Linked DNA regions of Mus musculus: region 1 is linked to region 2. A link is a loop called in an ENCODE intact Hi-C map of the cell type or tissue named here. Cell type or tissue: gastrocnemius. All regions are shown on one strand. Each heading gives the region's core, and the rest is flanking DNA. Links, peaks and the distances in the headings are about the cores only.

The links. A loop is a pair of places that touch in the nucleus more often than their neighbours do. Peaks named below come from ENCODE experiments on the same cell type or tissue, not always from the same donor. Only the 100,000 strongest peaks of a DNase experiment are listed, where the experiment ranks them.
Region 1: it touches region 2 in a loop (5-fold over the local background); 27 of 42 quality-filtered maps call a loop at or near these places.

Annotation. Positions count from the first base shown.
Region 1 is chr5:115,557,765-115,560,672 of GRCm38, reverse strand. Rplp0 (ribosomal protein, large, P0) reads right to left here and starts at 1,206. Exons shown (of 7, transcript NM_007475.5): 1 at 1,134-1,206; 2 at 785-886. The coding sequence starts at 838. In gastrocnemius, for the core only: a CTCF peak has its summit at 1,373 (motif pointing left); DNase peaks (open chromatin) are centred at 1,285 and 2,288; H3K4me3 peaks cover 985 bases; H3K27ac peaks cover 978 bases.
Region 2 is chr5:115,505,232-115,508,139 of GRCm38, reverse strand. Pxn (paxillin) reads right to left here and starts at 1,464. Exons shown (of 12, transcript NM_133915.3): 1 at 1,272-1,464. The coding sequence starts at 1,284. In gastrocnemius, for the core only: a CTCF peak has its summit at 1,575 (motif pointing left); DNase peaks (open chromatin) are centred at 697 and 1,515; H3K4me3 peaks cover 1,244 bases; H3K27ac peaks cover 2,000 bases.

The DNA.
Region 1 (2,908 bases), core at 289-2,788, 53 kb before region 2:
ACCCTGCTACCTCTACCTCCCCATTGCTTCACCCTAGGTGTGACACTTCTCGCTAGGAGCCAGCCACCCGAGCCCAACGTCTGTCTTTATCTGATCCAGCTTCCTTGCTGGTTACGAGTATCACAAAATTACTGTCACAGCCAAAAATTAACTTTTAGCTGGGTGTGGTGCCACACCTGTAAAGACAGGTAAGGCTTAATTGCTAATCCGAGGCCAGCCAGAGCTATAGGGGGAAGACTTGCCTCAAGTAAATCTTAAGCTTTACTTTTTAAATAAGGCGTGCCTGGGTGACCAAAGTGACTCTGATCAGGGAAGAGACAGACTTAAAAAGCACAGAAAACAAATTATAGAGAGGTCGGGGGATCTTAGGTTGTGAAATATAAAAGGTACTACCAGACCCAAAAATCTTTGTCTCTGTCTCGGAAAAAAAAAAGAAAAGTTAACTAAAACAGACTGGTACCTACAAAGTCTGGTAGCTCTGGTTCAAAGCCACCTCAAAGGCCTTTTGTAATTAAGTCACTCAACAGCAGCCTGACTGGCAGGTCTCAGATGGGCAACAAGATGAATCACTCCAGTCTCAGCCCTTTGCACAAACGCGAAGGGCTCGACGAGATGAAAAACTGGGTGAGCGAGCTAGTTCTGGAACGCGGGGGGGGGGGGGGGAGATCCCAAGACTACAGAACTTCCCCAGGATGCCCAAACTCTGTTAAAGCGCGTGGCCAACGACCGCCCCGGGAAGACCCGGAGGCGGAAGCCGCGCGTCCCCGGCCCGCTCCACACTTACGATGATCTTGAGGAAGTAGTTGGACTTCCAGGTCGCCCTGTCTTCCCTGGGCATCACGGCGGTGCGTCAGGGATTGCCACGCGGGGTTTAAAGACGATGTCACTGGGGAGAGAGAGGGGGCAGCTTGAGCCCGGTAACCCCAACACCGGCCCCGATCCCAGGCCTAGGCCAAGCCGGCCACGCCAGAGCTGGGCCCCGGGCTGCGGCCGCCAGCAGCGCGGGCGATCCGACAAGCCAGGCGGTAGACCGGACGGGCAGAGCCCGGCCGCGATCCTTCCCGAGCCCATCGCTCCCACCCGCAACGTCCCCGCGCTCTTGCCGCCCTCCCACAACAAAACAACCCCCCAACCTCCAACGAGGACGCCTGGCGAGAGACGGGCCGCATGCCCGCGTGTGCCTTTTATAGGAGAACCAGGCGGTCCTCGAAACCCGAAGACGACGTCGTCCATGCCTATTGGCTGGTTCCATCGACTGTCCTGCCTCACTCAATAAACATGCGCGTCTATTGGCTGAGACCGCTGCCACTCCAGCAAGTCGGGAAAGTAAAGACAGCACCCGGCCGCAGGAGGCGCGCTTTCAGACCTGCTGCCCTCTGCTGGGTCGGAGCCGCCCTGCAGCGTCACCGAGTCAGTACAGCAAAACAACTTTCTGCGAAACCCTAGCTGATGCTCTAGTCTCCTCTTGTTCTTCCATTCTTTTTTCTTTCTTTTAATTTATTTATTTTTTATTTTTTTAGGTTTTTCTGTATATCCTGGCTGTCCTGGAACTCACTTTGTAGACCAGGCTGGCCTCAAACTCAGAAATCTGCCTGCCTCTGCCTCCCAAGTGCTGGGATTAAAGGCGTGCGCCACCACTGCCCGTTTTGTTCTTCCTTTCAAAACCTACATCTTCACCCGCACAAAGTTAATCAAAGATTGCCGTTTTCTCTGAGTAAACGCCTAAAACGTAGACTATTCTCAAGGTCCCACACGACTGTTTCCACTGTCGCAATCTGTTTTCTTGCTTTCCTACTGATGTGTTTGCCTCTCGCCTGATCCCTTTGCCCTTTTATCCCCTTCAAGAGTATGCCTTTTTTTTTTTTTGGTTTTGGTTTTGGTTTTTCGAGACAGGGTTTCTCTGTATAGCCCTGGATGTCCTGGAACTCACTTTGTAGACCAGGCTGGCCTTGAACTCAGAAATCCGCCTGCCTCTGCCTCCCAAGTGCTGGGATTAAAGGTGTGCGCCACCACCACCGGCTTCACAGCTTTTTGAATGGTGCTGGCCAGCTTCGGTCAGAGAAACTCACCTCCCCCACATCTTGCTGCAAATGCTATCTACTCAAGGAGACCTGCCCTGATTCTTGATTTCAAATTTTAAGGGCGGGGGCAAAACCAAACCTACTCTCCCTTACTCTCCCACCTTCTCCTGCAGCACTTACACCATCTAACTCGCTGTATAATTCACCACATTCTGCTTGTCAGCCTCTCCCTGCAGGAAGGTAAGCTCCACAGGGCAGAGATTTTATTCTGTGCCTGCCAGACAGTGGGCAGATAAGTATTTGTTGAGCAGGCAAAACGCAGGGCATGCGGCCAGATGAGACCCGGATCCATAACTTTGTTCTGCCGCTTGCTGTGTTGTCTTAAAAAGCACTTCCACTTTATTGACCGTTTGCTTTCCCTTCCAGGGATACGGGAGAAAATCGATACATAAAACTAGCTTCTTCACATATATATATATATATATATATATATATATATAATATATATATATATATATAATATATATATATATATATACACATTATATATATACACACACAGTCGTTCAACATTATTTGGATAATTGTTTTACTGAGACAGTCTCACTCCTGCCTTGTTTTTAATTGCTGAGCCATCTTCCCAGACCCATGAATAAATAAATATCCATATATAAATAAGTGTGTATATATGGGGGAAGATATTGAACCTAGGGCCTTGTTCATGCTAAACAAGCAGTCTGTTGTTTTAAAGCTTCCTGGTGCCTTTGAAGATCAGTCCAGTTTGAGAACTGCAGGCATCAGTGGCTGCTGAGGTCGCTCTTTAATGACAAGGATTCCCCATGCTCAGCACTAAGTGCTGGTGCATGTTCCTGAAGCTACCACCGTCA
Region 2 (2,908 bases), core at 315-2,814:
ACCCAAAAGCATAGCTATGCCTGGCAGACAGCCCACTCCGTGAACCAAGCAGGACCCAACACCATCCCAGCCTCCAGGATGTTACACCAGCTCCCTGATCCCACAAGGAAACTGTAGCCAGTTTTAAAAATGACCAGTCTTAACTTGGTACCCTGTGTTGCCTGAGAGGTCCCTCAGTCTTATCTAGTGAATCTGCTCCTCAGAGCCAGGGACACGGATGGCACCAGCGGTCATACAAGCCACCCACAGTCCAGAGAGTGAAGACAAGGCTCCTACAGAGAAGGGACTTTATCCCACACACACCTCCTCAGCTGAGGGGCCCTCCGGGGAGGGGAAGACAGGGGCTCCTTCACGCTGGGATTCACTGGGCATTCCTAGAAGCCTTGAATCAACCCCCTTGGGTTTAAAATCCACTTCCAGGAGAGTCTTTCCTTTCCTCTGTCCTAACAGCAGACCAAGTGTGGGCTGAAAAGAATGGCCTCTGGGCTCCAATAACACGAGGACAGTTAAAACTCTGTTCTGGGTGTCCTGTCCTCTTTACCTGTGGGGTTTCCAGCAGCTCTGATGCTGGGGGTGGGGGACCTTGCCAGCCAGGACACGTTCAGAGATGGCCGTAGCCTGCGGCCCATTCCCCTTCTCATTCCTCTGGCATGTCACCAGGGTCTGGGAACGGTGGGTGAGAGGCGGGAGTCATAAGCCACCACCCCCCCAAACTTGCCTTTCTAAGTTTAAACTTGATCTTGTAATACAGGGTGACCAGACTTGAAACGGTGTGTGGTGGGGGTTGGGGGGGGGTGTATATGCAGTACCCCCGGGGACACTTGTCATTAGAATGGGGGTGTGGTCCTCACAAGCTTTTCTGTGGGCTGTGATAGGAAATGGGTGGGCTCTCTCGAAAGGGGCTATATCCCTGAAACGGGGTGGGGGGTCTGGGGGCAGTGTGCAAAGTGGAAGGTGGCCTGGAGGGAACAGAGGGGGGTCATAGAAGAAACAGCCTCTGAGACCGAGTCCCATAGGCAGACGCTCTGAGGTGGGGGTGGGGAAGCCAAGTGAGGGTCTCCTGCAAGCCAAGGAGGTCTGCCCCGGGAGCGGGGCGCCTCTCCCAGAGGTGGGTCCCTGAACACCCAGTACGGGATCGAGGTCCTCAGGCGCCGCAGCGAAGAGCGGCCAGCACAGCCCCGGGCCGTAGGCACCGCAGCCCAGCCGGGCGCTAGGGTGGGATCGGCGGCCGCCGGGCCCCGGCCGCTCCGCCCTCCGTCTCCCGCACTCACCGAGGTCGTCCATGGCTGGTCCTCAGACGCCAGTCCCCGGCTCGATGTCGCCCTCGCTGCCCGTCTCCGGGCTGCTCCTCGCCGCCCCGCAACTTTTCCGCGTCCAGCCTCGGCCCGGAACGGAACCCGCTGCCGCGCTGCCTCCTCCTCCACCACCGCCGCCGCCGCCGGCGCGCGCGCCCGCGACAGGATAGCCCCGCCCCCGCGTGCACGCTGGCCACGCCCCGCCTCCGACCCCCCACCCCCCCAGCACGCCCAATCCCGCAGGGGGCGAAAGCTGGGCGTGGTCGTGGCGCCCCCTGGCGGCTGGACAGGCTGGTGGCGTCTATAGGCCATGAACCTCTGCGTTCAGTCTGACCCGACCTTCTGGCAGACTAGTCACTCAAGAGAGTCGGTGGCAGATTTGTCACTCAAGAGAGTCGGATTTGTCCACCTGTCCCTGTAGGTCACCTCCCAGGAGGATTAAATCGGCTTGCCTGGAGCCTTTGGACTGATGGCAGTGCTAGTCATCCCAGAATAATATCCCAGATGTAGTTTTTGTGAAACAGGGTCTCTCTCTCTCTCTCTGTCTCTCTGTCTCTCTCTCTCAGGGTCTCTCTCTCTCTGTCTCTCTCTCTCTCTCTGTCTCTCTCTTTGGTTTTTCTTTTTTTTTTTTTTTAAAGTATTCATTTGAATTAATGTTGAAACAATTCATGGTTTTTTTTTTTAAAGATTTATTTATTTATTACATGTAAGTACACTGTAGCTGTCTTCAGAAGAGGGCGTCATATCTCGTTACAGATGGTTGCGAGCCACCATGTGGTTACTGGGATTTGAACTCTGGACCTTCGGAAGAGCAGTCGGGTGCTCTTACCCACTGAGCCATCTCACCAGCCCTCTCTTTGGTTTTTCGAGACAGGGTTTCTCTGTGTAGCCCTGGCTGTCCTGGAATTCACTCTATAGACCAGGCTGGCCTCAGAAATCCGCCTGCCTCTGCCTCCTGAGTGCTGGGATTAAAGGCATGCACCACCACTGCCCGGAGAAACAGGGTCTCTTTGTACCTCCAGCCAGGCTGGAACCTGAGACCTTTGTCCTGACTGGTAACATCAGCAGTGGCTGCGACCAACTCTGGCCCCAGATCCAGTACTTTAGAGCTTATGAAACCTTTCATTTTACCCCTTTCCCTGCTTCCCCCTTCCTAGAGACTGCCAAAATTCTGCACAAGGTAGATTTACCCCACATTACAGCAAAGCAAAAACTACCAAAACTTCATTCCCGGATCCTGGCAGATTTGCCCAGGGGACTCAGAAACTGGATGATAAAAGCCTGGTGTAGTAGCTCAGGACTATAATCTCAGCTAGTTGGGAGATGCAGGCAGGTCTTCAAATTCAAGATTACACTGGACTAGAGAAAGAGTAAGGACTAAACTGGGCAATTTATAGGAAGACCTGTCTCAAATTTTAAATTTTTTGAAAACTTTTAAAAATAAATACACACACACACACACACACAAACTGAGTGTGGTGGCACAAGACTATAATCCCAGAATTTAGTAGGCAGAGGCAAGTTTATCAGGAGTTCAAAGTTGTCCTTAACACCACACAGTCAGTTCAGTTCAAAGCCAGCCAGGGCTACATAAGACCCTGTCTCAAAACATA